Regions from separate parts of the Homo sapiens genome. Here region 2 is linked to region 1. Evidence: chromatin contacts called from ENCODE Hi-C or POLR2A ChIA-PET data. All regions are on one chromosome and are shown on one strand. Each heading gives the region's core, a stretch centred on a gene start or an enhancer-like site at or near the end of the contact. The rest is flanking DNA. Distances are from core to core; before and after follow the strand shown. Region 1 has its middle 17 kb from the start of MIR3130-1. Region 2 has its middle 70 kb from the start of CPO.

What was found. Hi-C counts contacts between places; a loop is a spot of excess contacts on that map. ChIA-PET counts read pairs that join two places held with the same protein, here RNA polymerase II (POLR2A). Pooled maps may share reads with other maps.
Region 2: a pooled map shows a loop between it and region 1 (2.6-fold over the local background). The contact joins two enhancer-like sites. A Hi-C loop is called at or near these places in 2 of 168 maps with a recorded cell type or tissue (heart left ventricle and left colon) and 3 of 50 pooled maps. POLR2A ChIA-PET finds 5 or more read pairs at or near these places in 1 of 52 experiments (MCF 10A).

The regions. Positions count from the first base shown.
Region 1 is chr2:206,796,932-206,804,289 of GRCh38, forward strand. No RefSeq gene overlaps it. Among named protein-coding and RNA genes, the nearest start is that of MIR3130-1, 17 kb to the left of the region's middle. Within about 2 kb of position 3,685, at least 2 of the 41 ENCODE cell types and tissues checked have a DNase peak (open chromatin) inside an H3K27ac peak, as active enhancers do.
Region 2 is chr2:207,005,638-207,012,995 of GRCh38, forward strand. No RefSeq gene overlaps it. Among named protein-coding and RNA genes, the nearest start is that of CPO, 70 kb to the left of the region's middle. RefSeq lists a silencer at 2,528-2,822. Within about 2 kb of position 2,739, at least 2 of the 41 ENCODE cell types and tissues checked have a DNase peak (open chromatin) inside an H3K27ac peak, as active enhancers do.

The DNA.
Region 1 (7,358 bases), core at 2,435-4,934:
CTTACACCTGTAATCCCAGCACTTTGGGAGGCCGAGGCGGGCGGATCACGAGGTCAGGAGATGAAGACCATCCTGGCTAACATGGTGAAACCCCGTCTCTACTAAAAATACAAAAAATTAGCTGGGCGTGGTGGCGGGTGCCTGTTGTCCCAGCTACTTGGGAGGCTGAGGCAGGAGAATGGTGTGAACCTGGGAGGTGGAGCTTGCAGTGAGTCGAGATCATGCCACTGCACTCTAGCCTGGACGACAGAGTGAGATTCTGTCTCAAAAAATAAATAAATAAGAAAGACATGAAATATATTAAATATATAAATGAGCTTTCACCTCGTCATAACTTTTAAGTTAAATTAGACAAAGAGCCAATGCTATTCTATTCGAGAACCTTTGAAGTGCTCAGATGCTGCTTACACTCATCAGAAAAATACTCCATCTTATTAAATGTGAGGCCTGAAGAAAACCTAGTGTTAAAGAAAATCAATTAAAGATAAATAAAACAGAGGGGCAAAGCCCCGTTCACCAGCTTGGGTTCAGATGAAGCTCCCCCGACAGCCACTACTCCTGTGCTGTTGCAGGCTATTGTAACGGGGGTTCCACGTCATCCAGGCCACAGGCCAAGCCTTGGATGCACCTGCTCTTTGCCCAGCTGCCCCAGGGCAGAGCTCTGCACAGATCACAGTGCCTTAAGACAGGATGATAACACCCCTCAGTGTTTTCCTTAGAGTGCTCCATGCACCACAGCCATTTTTCAAAGCATCCCCCAGGCCAGGGTTAAGGCAGAACAGGTTTTCCAGTCATAGCCTCCCACTTAGCTGAGTAACATTTCTTGAGTGATCTTGTAAATGAATAGTTTGAAAGAAAAACAGGCAACTAAGGCAGTGCGGTCACATTGTTTGAGAATACAGATGCAAAATTACTTGTGAATTTACTTGCTCATTTTTCCAAAGGATGTAATCTGTACACTTAGAAGTATTTCACTCACATGGGGCTCTTTGTAGCAACACAAACCGAACAAGCTATTTCTGAAACTCATATTTAACTGTGATTTGATATCATCTTGATTTTCTTAATTTTTTTTAAAATTGTGATAAAATACACAACATAATATTTACCATCTTAACCATTTTTAAATGTACAGTTCAGTGGCAGTGAGTACATTCACATTGTTATATAACAATCACTACCCTCCAGCTCCAGAATCTTTTCAACTTGCAAAACGGAAATACTGACACATTAAACAGTAACTCCCATTTCCCCTTTCCCCCAGTGCCTGGCAACCACCATTTACTTTCTGTCTCTATGAATTTTACTACTCTAGACACCTTATAGAGTGGAATTGCTCAGTATTATTCTTTACTGACTGGCTTCTTTCACTTAGCGTAGTGTTTTCTGGCTCATCCGTGTCATGGCATGTGGCAGTATTTCTTTCGCCCGGGCACTTTGGGAGGCTAAGATGGAGAGGCTGAGAGTTGAAGACCAGCCTGGGTAACATTGCAAGACCCCCATCTCTACAAGAAAATTAAAAAGGCTTGAGCCCAGGAGATTGAGCCTGCAGTGAGCCATGATCATGCCCCTGCACTCCAGCCTGGGGAAAGAATGATACCCTGTCTCAAAGAAAAAAAAAAGAATTTCCTTCCTTTTAAAAAGATGGAATTATATTCTATTGTATGTATATACCACATTTTGTTTATCTGCAGATGGGCCCTTGGATTGTTTCTACCTTTTGTATCAGTGTGTGTGTGTGTGTGTGTGTGTGTGTGTGTGTGTGTGTGTGTGTGTGTATTTCTAGAAACTTGTTATTCTCCTGAGTGTTAAACTGTTTTAAATGTTTGGTTTTTCATTTCTAGAACATTTTCCTATCCTAAAATTTACCTATCTGGCTATCTATCATCTATCACTTTTCCTAAGGATCTTTAGTTGTTTACTTTTTAATGAAGTATAATATACGTTATGATAGTGTATTTTATGTATCCTCATATCCTTTCACTGTGGATTTAATTTTTAGAAATAACAAAAAGTCACATAGGGCAAATTCATTAAGCTGAGTGGGTGATTAAGTTAACAATAGTAATGACCATGTATTAAGTGCCTACTATGTGCCAGGCACTGTGCTAGCATTTCACACCCATTATATCATTCAGTCTTCACACCCCTGTTTGGTGGTTATTAATGATTACTAATATTCATTTTATAGATGAATAAACTGATACTCAAGGCCTTAATTGCCTTTCCTAGGGGTGCACAACTAGAAAAAAGGCAGAGCCAGATCTGCACCCAAGTCCTTCTGACCCCAGAGCTCATGCTTGTATCATCGCACCAGTGTTACTCAAGCTTTCCTGGTGATTACAGTCACATGTACTTGACAAAACCACAAACTGTTGGGCCTGTCCCAGTGATACTGAATCGAAATTTACTGAGGAGGGACCTGGGAGATTACACTGCTTGAACAGCATGGTACCGGGGAACCAGAGATCAACTTCAACCCTTCTGTTAGCTCTTAGTGGGCTGGTCAGCTGGATGTAGAAGCTAAATTGACAGCAGGCAGATTAACAAGAGAAAAATGTATAAATTTTACTAGTTTTACATGTACTTGGGGATCTTCACAAGAAAGTGAAGTCTGAACAAGAGGCCAAAGTAAGATATTCTTATACTTTTTAGACAAAGAATGATAAATTTGAGAAGAAACAACAGGAGAAAGAAAATCTGGCTAGGACAGTAAAATTTTCTAGGGGAGTCACAGGAGATATATGAGGGGGTGTAAAGCAAGTGGAAGATAAAGGTTATTTTGTTCGTAAGTTTGTTTATTCGGGTTCCTTGCAGCCTCCAAGTCTCTGGTGATAAGGGCTATTTTCTCATCCTGGTATGGATAAATCTCAGGGCCTTCGAAGAGTATCCGTCCCAGAGGATTCTTTATCCCTTGCTCCATACAGGAAGATATAGATCAGCTCTTCCTTTCTGAAACTAGAATTTCTCCATTGTTTTCCATTAGAAATAATCAACATACAAATTTTGGGATGGCACATCCTTCAGTCCTCCAATGGTATCTACCATATTTTTTTCAAACATATAACATACTTTAAGGTAATGAGATTAGGTCGTGCAGCTCACAAATAGCTCTGAAGGCAGTTCCTATAGCAGAGACTCAATTGTTATGAGCATTAGCTATTGGCATGACAGAATAGGCTTCAAAGTGACTTCTTTGAAGGACAAGATTTATTTGAATGTTCTGCTTTAGAATCATTAAAATGAGCACCCTCACTGCCATGTTGGCTCTACGCACAGTAAGATTAGAGAGACAGCGTTTTACAGTGAAAAGAGTAAGTCAACCCTGGTTTGGGATCTGGATAAATTGCTTAACTTCTCAGAGCCTTAGTTTCTTCATCTGTAAAATGGATTACTACCCAATTTGAAGGACTATTGTATACATTAGAAATAACTATATATGCCTTGTCATGTAGTAGATGCTTATAGCAGTTCTTATAATAATAAAGCGAAGTCCCCGTGGTGTATTGTAAATGTGAACCACACTCCTCAGCAGTGATCCTTGTGTGCTAAGCTAGTGGACCAGAGTTTCCAGCTGAAGTAGATCTGGAACCGAGTCTTGAAAAATGTGTGTAGAGAAGCTTCTGTACTTTTCTTATGTGGATGGCAGTGGCGAGGGGGCGGTGGCGGGTGCAGCTGCAATACTTAAAAAGGAATTCTATTGTGGCAATAAATGAATATGGCAAGAAATGAGCCTGGCAAGAAATGAATGACAATGGCCCCTAGGTGGTGCTGAATCATCATGGAAGTGGAGGCTGGACACTTGGCATTTGCGGAGGTGACTTCCTTCTGGTTTGAATTTCAAATAAGAGCAGGACAGCTCCTTGGGATGTCTGGGAAAAAAGACCAGGCAGAAAAGAGTCTTTTCACTAGGAGCGGGTGCAAAATACTCTTGCCTGTGAGGCCTCTTCAGGTCTTCGGTTTGCTTTAGTTGGAAACAGGAAGCAGGGTCAGACCAACTTGTATTCATTTGCTGAGAGCTGTTGGAGCTGTGACTGATTCTGACAGATCAAATACCATTTATAACACTCCTGTGGGGGACACTTTAACCGGGGATGTTAGTGCTAGCCCCTCCAGAGACTAAGTATGTTTGCGGGATGTGAGGACCCCTGGAATATACAAATATGCATGCTAATGAATTTTAACAAAAATAACCCATTATTGTTTTCTGTGCAACACTGTGCATTTCTCAGCTACACCTGTCCTTTCCAACCTCAATTGCTGGGCAACCTATTTTTCTTTCGGCATCAGAAGCGATAGCATCTGGGAAGTGAATCTGATGAATTCTGCCTGGCAACCAACATCTTTCCAACTGCCAGATCCTGGGGTAAGAAACTGAGATGCTCTGGAGCTGGTTCAGGGCCAGAACGCACCTGTCCTTGAGGGCCTGGTGATGGGGGAAGGAGGCTGGCCAAATGCAGAACTTCTGAAAGTCCACTTCCTGAGTTCATTTCCATTTTGGCAAAATGTGACTTAGGTTTCCAAGGGAAGGAGTTTACATGTATTAAAATGTCTCAGTGGCTGAAGTTGCTTTGTGTCCTCCGCTAAAGCCTCCTACCATCGATTCCCATCTCCAACACGTTTTCAACTGTGGTGTTTTGGGAAGGTAACCATAGCAACTAATCTTATTCAGAAATGACTGGACCTAGGCAGTAAACGGCAAGGTAACCCCATGGTAATTTTCAGTGGAAACCCAATATTGATTCTAACAATTGTACAGGCTGAGCACTGTTAGCTATTTACTAAGCACTGTTCTCCTTTAAGACATTTGATTCTCACAACCCTGTGAGGTAGTCATCATTATCCTCTCTAACACTCGAGAGTTGGCCCATGGTTGTGCAGCTAATTAAATCTGCTGGACCCTGAAATCAGCTTTTTTCTCTTATACAGACTCTGCCTTCTAAGGAAAACTGGAGAGACGCCTTCCGGTGTCTATTTTGCAGGTAGTAAAAGTGAGTCACAGAATCATGGAAATTGTTCAAGGCAACAGCAGAGCTGCAGATCCTCTGCCCTAATCCCAATAATGCCTTTCTGTTATATGTAGAGCTTTAGAGCTCTCAAGATTATCTCATCTATTGCTCACAGCGGGTCTTTGTGATGATTATATCTATTTATAGATGAGAAAATTGAGACATGAAAAGGTTAAATGGCATTTCTCAAGGTCACCAATTACTATATTGAAGAACAAGAAATAAAATCCGTTTCTAATTCTCTGCTGCCTTACTAGATGTGGTGCTTTAAAAATATTTCATCCACTTATCTGTTTCAGAATGTATCAGATACATTAGGTACCATATATTATGTGTGGTTGACAAGATTTTCAGGATTAACTTTAATTCACCAGAGATAAACTTTATATCTAATGAGATCATCTTTATGGAAATACTGTTTATGAGTATAAATGTTTTTATGTGAGAATTATATATTCTAATGAATCTTTAAAAATCCATACTTCATGTGCTATAGATGCAAAATCATAAATTTATCTCTGTAAATTGCCTAAGATGATGGTAGAGAAGGGTGTTATGCTTAAAATTTTTAGCGCTGTAAAAGCTACAATAGTCTCAAGAGAAAAATGGTCAGTAATCTTTAACAGAGCCACCTGCCATGCATGGGGCCCAGTGTATGGAGAGGAAGGGTGGGGGCATAACCCCAATCCCACAGGGTATGTTCGGTGGCTTAGATTTGTTCACTCAGTGGGGTAGAGGCACAACTCATGAAGTGACACCCAGAAGCCTGGACTCCAAGTTCCTTTGAGAGCTTGATGTAGACCCTTCAAACATTGGTCGGGGGTGGGAGTGCGAGGTGAGAGTAGGAGGTGTGGGAAGGTGACTGGAGATAGAAGCCTGACTCTTGCCTGGAAAAGCCCAAAGGCAGAAGGCTGCCTGGAGCTGCTGCTGATGGCAGAGCAAAAACAGGTGGCTGTAAGAAGGCTTTTGGCTTCCAAGTTTTGCAGGGGAGAAGGGATGGCATGGATGCATAATATTTCCTGTGGATTAAACGAATGCTGAAGAAACTAGCAGGCTTGAGTCATCCTGAAAGGCACCTGTCCTAGAGGACGTCCTGCCAAAGCTCAGAAATCTCAGCAAAAAGAGGCTGTATGGGGTCTTCACAGTCAGCCTGAGAGTGCCTTGTGGGGGTCAGGTCAGGGAATGCTGTGGTGTAAGAAAGACACGCCATGGAAAGAGAGGTGGGAGTAGGGGTGTCTCTTAAGAACCCACAAAAGTCACTCATGTGAGGAGGAGCCAGCACTTGAGCATCTAGCACACAAAGGGCATCCTCGCAGACTGCAAGGTCACCAGTGAATAGACCCATTTACCTCTAGTCCCTCCTCCCCACCTGGCCCTGGAGATGCCAGAGGCAGCACAGTGAGCGGGGCAGGAGGAGCAGAAAACAGAGCAAGGGGGGCAAACAGCAAAAGAAGATTCCACAGCCTCCTCCCCCTGCTGCTCATTACTGAGCTGGAAGAAAGGAAGGAATCTTAGATTGGGTGAGAGCTGCATATTTTGAGAATAGATCAGGTGATGAGCTTTTTAATACCTTAAAATGAGGCTCTGCTAATAGCCATGTGCAACCAAAAATACTCTGGCATATGCCGGAGATGGCCTCTCTGAGGTGGGAAGGGAGAGCTGGCAGAGCCAGTGTGATGGGCAAGGGAGGGAAGAAGATGGAGCTGTTTCCAGCCTGCTGGAGCTACTGACCCAGCCTGTTCAATAAACTAGTGTCCCCTAGTAAGAGCCTTCCAAGTTAATCGAATGAACCCCTGGATTTCTTCTTGCTCTGTCACCCCCAGCAGTGAGGCTCACTCTAGAGTTTAGATCCTGCGTGTTCTTTTTCTTTTAACATCTGGTAGAAAAAGCACCCCCTGGCCTCTTCCACTTGGTTTCACATTTTCACTTTAGAGTTATCACCAAGTAGAAAAGCCACTTTTCCCTAAACTGCAGGCAAGAGCTGCAAACTCCCTCTAGGTGACTTTGTTGGGCCTTCAGAAGGTTAGAATCTGAAGGGAGTAAACATTACAATTAGGAAAAATTATCTCTTACAATAAAACATCCTCTCATACTGTCTGTAATAGCATATAATGTTACATGGGCCCGAACAATATGTATTCATCTGCAATTATTTATGCTCACCAGGGAAAAATTATTTGTTTATTGTTTTAATCATGATTAACCAGCAGTGTAATGATAGGGTGATAATGATAACAACGTGAAGAATGAAATGTTTGAGGTGCAAATGGAAGGCAAGATGCTAACCCTAGATGCTGAAAGTTTCTGGTAGAGCACAGAGGCAGGAAGTCTATTCTTTAGTGGTGTGTG
Region 2 (7,358 bases), core at 1,489-3,988, 210 kb after region 1:
TTTGACAAACCTGAGAAAAACAAGCAATGGGGAAAGGATTCCCTATTTAATAAATGGTGCTGGGAAAACTGGCTAGCCATATGTAGAAAGCTGAAACTGGATCCCTTCCTTACACCTTATACAAAAATCAATTCAAGATGGATTAAAGACTTAAACGTTAGACCTAAAACCATAAAAACCCTAGAAGAAAACCTAGGCATTACCATTCAGGACATAGGCATGGGCAAGGACTTCATGTCTAAAACACCAAAAGCAATGGCAACAAAAGACAAAATTGACAAATGGGATCTAATTAAACTAAAGAGCTTCTGCACAGCAAAAGAAACTACCATCAGAGTGAACAGGCAACCTACAAAATGGGAGAAAATTTTTGCAACCTACTCATCTGACAAAGGGCTAATATCCAGAATCTACAATGAACTCAAACAAATTTACAAGAAAAAAACAAACAACCCCATCAAAAAGTGGGCGAAGGACATGAACAGACACTTCTCAAAAGAAGACATTTATGCAGCCAAAAAACACATGAAAAAATGCTCACCATCACTGGCCATCAGAGACATGCAAATCAAAACCACAATGAGATATCATATCACACCAGTTGGAATGGCAATCATTAAAAAGTCAGGAAGCAACAGGTGCTGGAGAGGATGTGGAGAAATAGGAACACTTTTACACTGTTGGTGGGACTGTAAACTAGTTCAACCATTGTGGAAGTCAGTGTGGCGATTCCTCAGGGATCTAGAACTAGAAATACCATTTGACCCAGCCATCCCATTACTGGGTATGTACTCAAAGGACTATAAATCATGCTGCTATAAAGACACATGCACATGTATATTTATTGTGGCATTATTCACAATAGCAAAAACTTGGAACCAATCCAAATGTCCAACAATGATAGACTGGATTAAGAAAATGTGGCACATATACACCATGGAATACTATGCAGCCATAAAAAATGATGAGTTCATGTCCTTTGTAGGGACATGGATGAAATTGGAAATCATCATTCTCGGTAAACTATCGCAAGAACAAAAAACCAAACACCGCATATTCTCACTCATAGGTGGGAATTGAACAATGAGAACACATGGACACAGGAAGGGGAACATCAGACTCTGGGGACTGTTGTGGGGTGGGGGGAGGGGGGAGGGATAGCATTGGGAGATATACCTAATGTTAGATGACGAGTTAGTGGGTGCAGCGCACCAGCATGGCACATGTATACATATGTAACTAACCTGCACAATGTGCACATGTACCCTAAAACTTAAAGTATAATAAAAAGAAAAGATTTATATCTGTGTGTACATTTTACCTCAATTTAAAGGAGTATACACAGCTTGTATTTTTTTCTAGCTGATTTGTTGCTATTATACTATTTGTACTTGAGAGTAGATTTCATTCTAAATTGCTCGTTTTTGTTTTGTCATTCATTCTTTCATCCCTTTTAAGTTTTAGAGAAAACCAACCTGTCATCAATTTGAATATGAATAGAGAAGCAAGGGAGGGTGAAATGCGGTGGCCAGTTCAGTTTAGTTTATTATAGCACGAATACAGTGGAGAAATGACCAGGATATCAACCAAGGAGTTGACATTGGTAATGGAGAAGAGGAAAAGTGCTAGAAAATTTGATGGTATATACAATAGGACTGATTAGCCATGGTGGGCAGAGTAGGTCAGTACAGTAGAAGGAGAAAAGTAGAAGTAATTCTAGGTTCCTGTCTTGAGTGACTAAAGATGAATGTCAGTGCCCATCAAATAAGAAAAACAATACAACAGGCAATAAGTTAGAACAGGAAAGGCGAACGGGTGATGGGCTGATAAAAGACGATGAGTTCAGTTGTGTACAGATTGAGTTTAAGTGCCTAAGGGAAACCCAAAAGGAGAGGTCAAATAGGCAGCTGGTCATATTATCCAGATCCACTAAATCCTTATTAGGTTGTTACAAAAGTAATTGCAGTTTTTGCCATTAAAAGTAATACTTTCTGCTTTGCAGTAGAAACTTGGGTTGGTCCCCACATATCGTTTTTAAGTCTCATGTATAAAAATGAATTTAATCCTTCTGACTCCCTTCAACAAAATATTCCAAGGCCAATGACAAATTTTTGACTTGCTTTGCATTTTGAAAATAATTATCTCCAAAGTTTAGATCAGGCTCTATTATGAGCTATCATGGTAGAAGTAAAAAGCATCTGAGTTTTGGAATCAGGCTGACCTTGATTCCAATCCTTGCTCTGCCATTTAGAAGCCAGTTGATCTTGGATAAGTTTATTTATGCATCCTGGCCTCAATCTCTTCTTCAGCAAAAGGGGATTAGGAATCCTATCTTGCAGTAGTGTTATGAAATACTGTGTGGGAAAGAACCTAGCATACAATAAATGCTTAATACATATCCATGTATTTGTAGCCTTCCTTTCAGAGGATGAAGGGTTGATTTACAAGCAAAACAGTATTAGGCAAAATTGTAAAGTATGAAAAAATGCTAGACCATTTTCTTCCCCATGCCTCTTCAAAGTCCAAGACTTTCTTTCCTCTTTTCATCATCAAAAATCAGCTCTCAGGAGAGGATGTGACATCAGTCCTTTGCCTCTCATTGTTAAGTTTACATCATCCCCTCCTTCATGTGCCTGGGGGGACTTCACATTCCAGGCCTTCTATGCAACAATAGAAAGAATGGCTTTGTTTCTGGTTAAAGGCTCAGTGTGCTGGTTAGAAGGAGGCTGTGCCTGGCAGGGTCCCTTCCTGGAACTCCTGAAATCCTCCCTATGAAAGTAGCTAATTCTCTTCTGTGCCTCCAAGTTAGTAGCTTAAAGCAAAAGAAAACACTATTTCACCATATCTAGTATATACTTGTCCCCAATTAGCCATCTGAAGCTTCTCTCTCTACCCTCCCCATCATCTACCCACCTCCCTGGCTGTGTGGTTTTATTTTGGATTTCAATTATTTTGTTATTAGTAGTAGTAATTCTCCATAAGAGACAAATAGGGGGAAGGGGAGTATTTGTCTATTATTTATTGCTGTTTAGGCTAAATGTCTGCAGGTTAATTAAATAGAAAAGTGTCCCCCCCGGGAATGTAGTAGGTCCCTAGTGGTCCAATAAGGTAATAAAACCATGGTGAAACTGAAAGCATTATTGCATGCTGCTTTATTCTCATCAGCAAAGACTTCCAAATACAAATGTAGTCAATTATTGGGTGATTCAGAACAGGAATTTTTGGAATTTAATTATGAAAGTGGTCTGTGTGGGCACTGCAGTCACTGATGGGCAAATGACTGGGAGCTGTCCAAGGGCCAGTGACCTGATGTCTTGACTAAGCACATTCACCCAGAAAGGGATGGTTGAACAAAGAATTCTGCTCTGGCTTTATCAAAGAAATTGTCTACCACTACAACAACCTCTCTTCAGTGTGTGTGTGTGTGTGTGTGTGTGTGTGTGTGTGTGTGTGTGTGTGTACCACCTCATTTTCTTTGTTCCTTCAGCCTCCCTCCATTAATTTGCTAAGTCCTCCTAAGGATCTTAAATTCCTCCAAACAATAGGACAGATATCTTCAGCATCTGAGCAACAATGAAATCAATAAAGACTTTGGAGGGGAGCAAGAAGAATGGTGTGTAGTAATGGCAATTATTCACTGAAAGCAATCTAACCCATTCTTAATTTAATTTGGAGTGCCATTATTTCAGGATTCCAAATGCTAAGGTCATTTTAATCATGCAGATCTCATGTCTTATCGAGTTGTGGCAGAGAATTACTCTTTTTTGTGACCCTGAGTTAGCAAGGACATACTGGGCAAACAGCCAAGGTGCAATACGCTCAATAATAATAATAATCTATACCTAAAGTTAGAGTGATGGTTATTAGCCATTGGCTATTCTGATAGGAGGAGTGTCACCTTTTCAGACCCTCTAGCTGGGTGACTTAGCACTTTCTTTAGTGAATGAAAAGCATCATCACATCAACTATCTTTCTTTCATGGGAGGAAAGAAGGCATAACACACATACTATAGAGAAAAGGTATAAAGTAACAAAATTTTTTATATGTAAAAGAGAAGTAGGTATAGGGGGAGGGGTTTGGGGGAGAAAAGGAAAATAATCTGACCTTGGAAAGAAGGGGAAAAAAACCTCTTTCCTGGGGGGTTTTCTTAGAGTGTAGGAAGAACCAGAGATTTATTTTGAACCCATTTCCTCGTCACAAAAAGAAAAAGAACTTGGAGATCTACTTCCTGTAAAAGAGCAAACAGATATTAAGTCCCAGGTCATTTTAGTCTGTAAGCAAGGTTTGTGTTCTCTTTTCTAATAGCTGTTGTTTGTTGAATTCAAATTGTATACAGGAAAGTTCGCAAGTCCTTTGCATATATTAACATTATTTAATTTTCACTGCAAAACCTGCAATATATATTTTCTTCATTTTATAGATGGGAAAAGTGAACCTTTAAGAGGAAATGTGTAATTTGTCCACAACTAGCAAGAGACAGAGCTGGAATTTTTCATTTAGAATTCCAAGCCTCCCACTTTTTATTCTGCGTCACCAGGATTTTTTCAACTTGCAGAGGTATTTTGTTGTTGCTGCTGTTTGTCTTAATGAAGAATTCAAATATGGCCTTCCAAAATATTTTTTTCTTGAGTTAAATAGGTTTCAAAGCTCTCAAAAAAGTACTGAAATATCTAATCATGTATTATCTCCTTTTCAGAGTGCTCTAAATAAGTTTGATTTTAAAGGCACAATTAGTTAAAATAGGCCTAAAAAGTTGGCGTGCACTTGATTTGGAAGCTAAGATTGGCACCCATGGTCTTAGCAATTAGCTATCATGAGAAAGTAGATGCTGAACCAGAGGACACTTGATGTGTCCTATCTTGGGCCAGCTTGTGCTAGAAGATTCTATGAATGGGTTGAAACCAGTTTGCTCTGTGATGTTGAAAGCCACTTACCTTCCCTGTGCCTCACTAGATAGTGATATTAGTAGAAATTTTGATCACTATCTCATTCTGCAAAAAGCTGCCAGGACTAATAAAATAATACTAGCAAAATACTATTTGGTATAAAGATATAAGTGAATTATTTTTCACTATTTGGTATAAAGATATAAGTGTTTTTTTTTTCTTAAACACAACTCCAAAACATTAATCCCTCTAATTCACCTTCTAGGGAATAAAGTCACAAGCTAGTCAATAATTCAAACTCCCCAGTAAAATGAGAAAGTATTATTGACCCTGAAGAGCACAAAGGTTAATTTATTTGCAAAAATCACCTCCTGCCTCCTGCTGTGGGTGGAACGAAAATATGTCAAGACTCATGAGAAAGCAATCACCTCCTTCTCCCTATAGCTCGACATTTCTGTTTGTTTTGTGTGTGTATTGGTAGGGGACCTAGGTCTCAGGAAGACATGTTGGAGAGATGTTTGAGTATGCTTGCTACATATCTAAAAATTTGTATGTTCTAACTTTGTCCATGAAGCCATAGGGATCAAGAGGAATATTGGCAAATGTAGATGACAGCCAAGCACATTTTGCCGGCCAGGCAGATTTTTTGCAAGCCCCTTTATTTATTTATTTTTTAATGATTTGCAAGCCGGTAAATTGAATTACTCAGTTTTGATTATAAAATAGGTTAGTAGGGAAGCCCAGAAGGTCCACTTGTTCACCATTACAACTACTATCTTTTCTCTCTACCTGATACTGTTCTTCAGAGAAATCACTTCTACTTTTTTTTTTTTTTTTTTTTAGACAGAGTCTCACTCTGTCAGCCAGGCTGGAGTGCAGTGGCATGATCTTGGCTCACTGCAACCTCTGCCTCCTGGGCTCAAGTGATTCTCCTGCCTCAGCCTCCTGAGTAGCTGGGATTACAAGCATGTGCCACCATGCCCGGCTAATTTTTGTATTTTTAGTAGAGACGGGGTTTCACCATGTTGGCCAGGCTGGTCTCAAACTCCTGACCTCAGGTAATCTGCCCACCTCAGCCTCCCAAAGTGCTGGGATTATAGGCGTGAGCCACCACGCCCGACCATCACTCCTATTTTTAATCTAATCTACAAAAACTATGCATTTCTTCAAATTAGTCCCAATAATTTGAATAAGAGAACACTAATTTTAAGTCATGACTTGTTGACATTTGACTTTTAAACTTAGTCATGAGCTCATTAAGAGGCTTTTTGATTTAAAATACCCTTACTTTGGCCAGGTGCAGTGGCTCACACCTGTAATCCCAGCACTTTGGGAGGCCAAGGCTAGTGGATCACTTGAGGTCAGGAGTTTGAGACCAGCCTGGCCAATATGATGAAAGCTCATCTCTACTAAAAATACAAAAATTAGCTGGGTGTCATGGCAGGCACCTGTAATCCCAACTACTCAGGAGGTTGAGGCAAAAGAATTCCTTGAACCTGGGAGGCAGAGGTTGCAGTGAGCTGAGATTGCACAACTGCCCTCCAGCCTAGGCAACAGAATGAGACTCTGTCACAAAAATAAATAAAAATAAAATAAGTAAAATAAAATACTCCCGCTTTAAAATGCATTTGGGAATGATGTATAGTGGATAATTGTTCTTTTATTATTATTATACAGAATCCATCCTCCCTTCTTTCCGCAACAGAAACCCAATTCCCTTTAGGGGACATGTATCTTCCACAAGGTGTGTAGTCTGAGTAGGATTATAAATGAAGGCTCCTCCCCATCCCCTTGATAAGTGGTGGAAGTGTAACACCCAACAGGCTCTCCTTGCCCCCTGTCTAGGCAGGGCCAATTTATCAAGACAGGGGAATTTCAGTAGAGAATTGCAACTCATACAGAGCCAGGTGTATGGGAGACCAGAGTTTTATTATTGCTCAAATCGATCTCCCCCAAAACTTGGGGATCAGGGTTTTAAGGACAATTTGGTGCATAAGGGGTTGGAAAATGGGGAGTACTGATTAATTGGGTCAGAGATGAAATTATAGGGAGTGGAAGCTGTCTTTTGCACTGAGTCATTTCCTGGGTAGGGTTCACAAGACCAGATGAGCTAGTTTATTGTTCTGCATGGTACCAGCTGAACCATGGAGTACAGGATCTGCAAAATATCTCAAGCACTGATCTTAGATTTTACAATAGTGATGTTATCCCCAGGAGCAATCTAGAGAGGTTCAGAATTTTGCAGCCTCCAGCTGCATGACTCCTAAACCATATTTTCTAATCTTGTAGCTAACTTGTTAGTCCTGTAAAAGCAATCTAGTCTCCAGGCAGGAAGGGGGTTTGTTTTGGGAAAGGGCTGTTATTGTCTTTGTTTCAAAGTTAAACTATAAACTAATTTCCTCCCATAGTTAGTTCAGTCTATGCCCAGGAATGAACAAGGACAACTTGGAGGTTAGAAGCAAGGTGGAGTC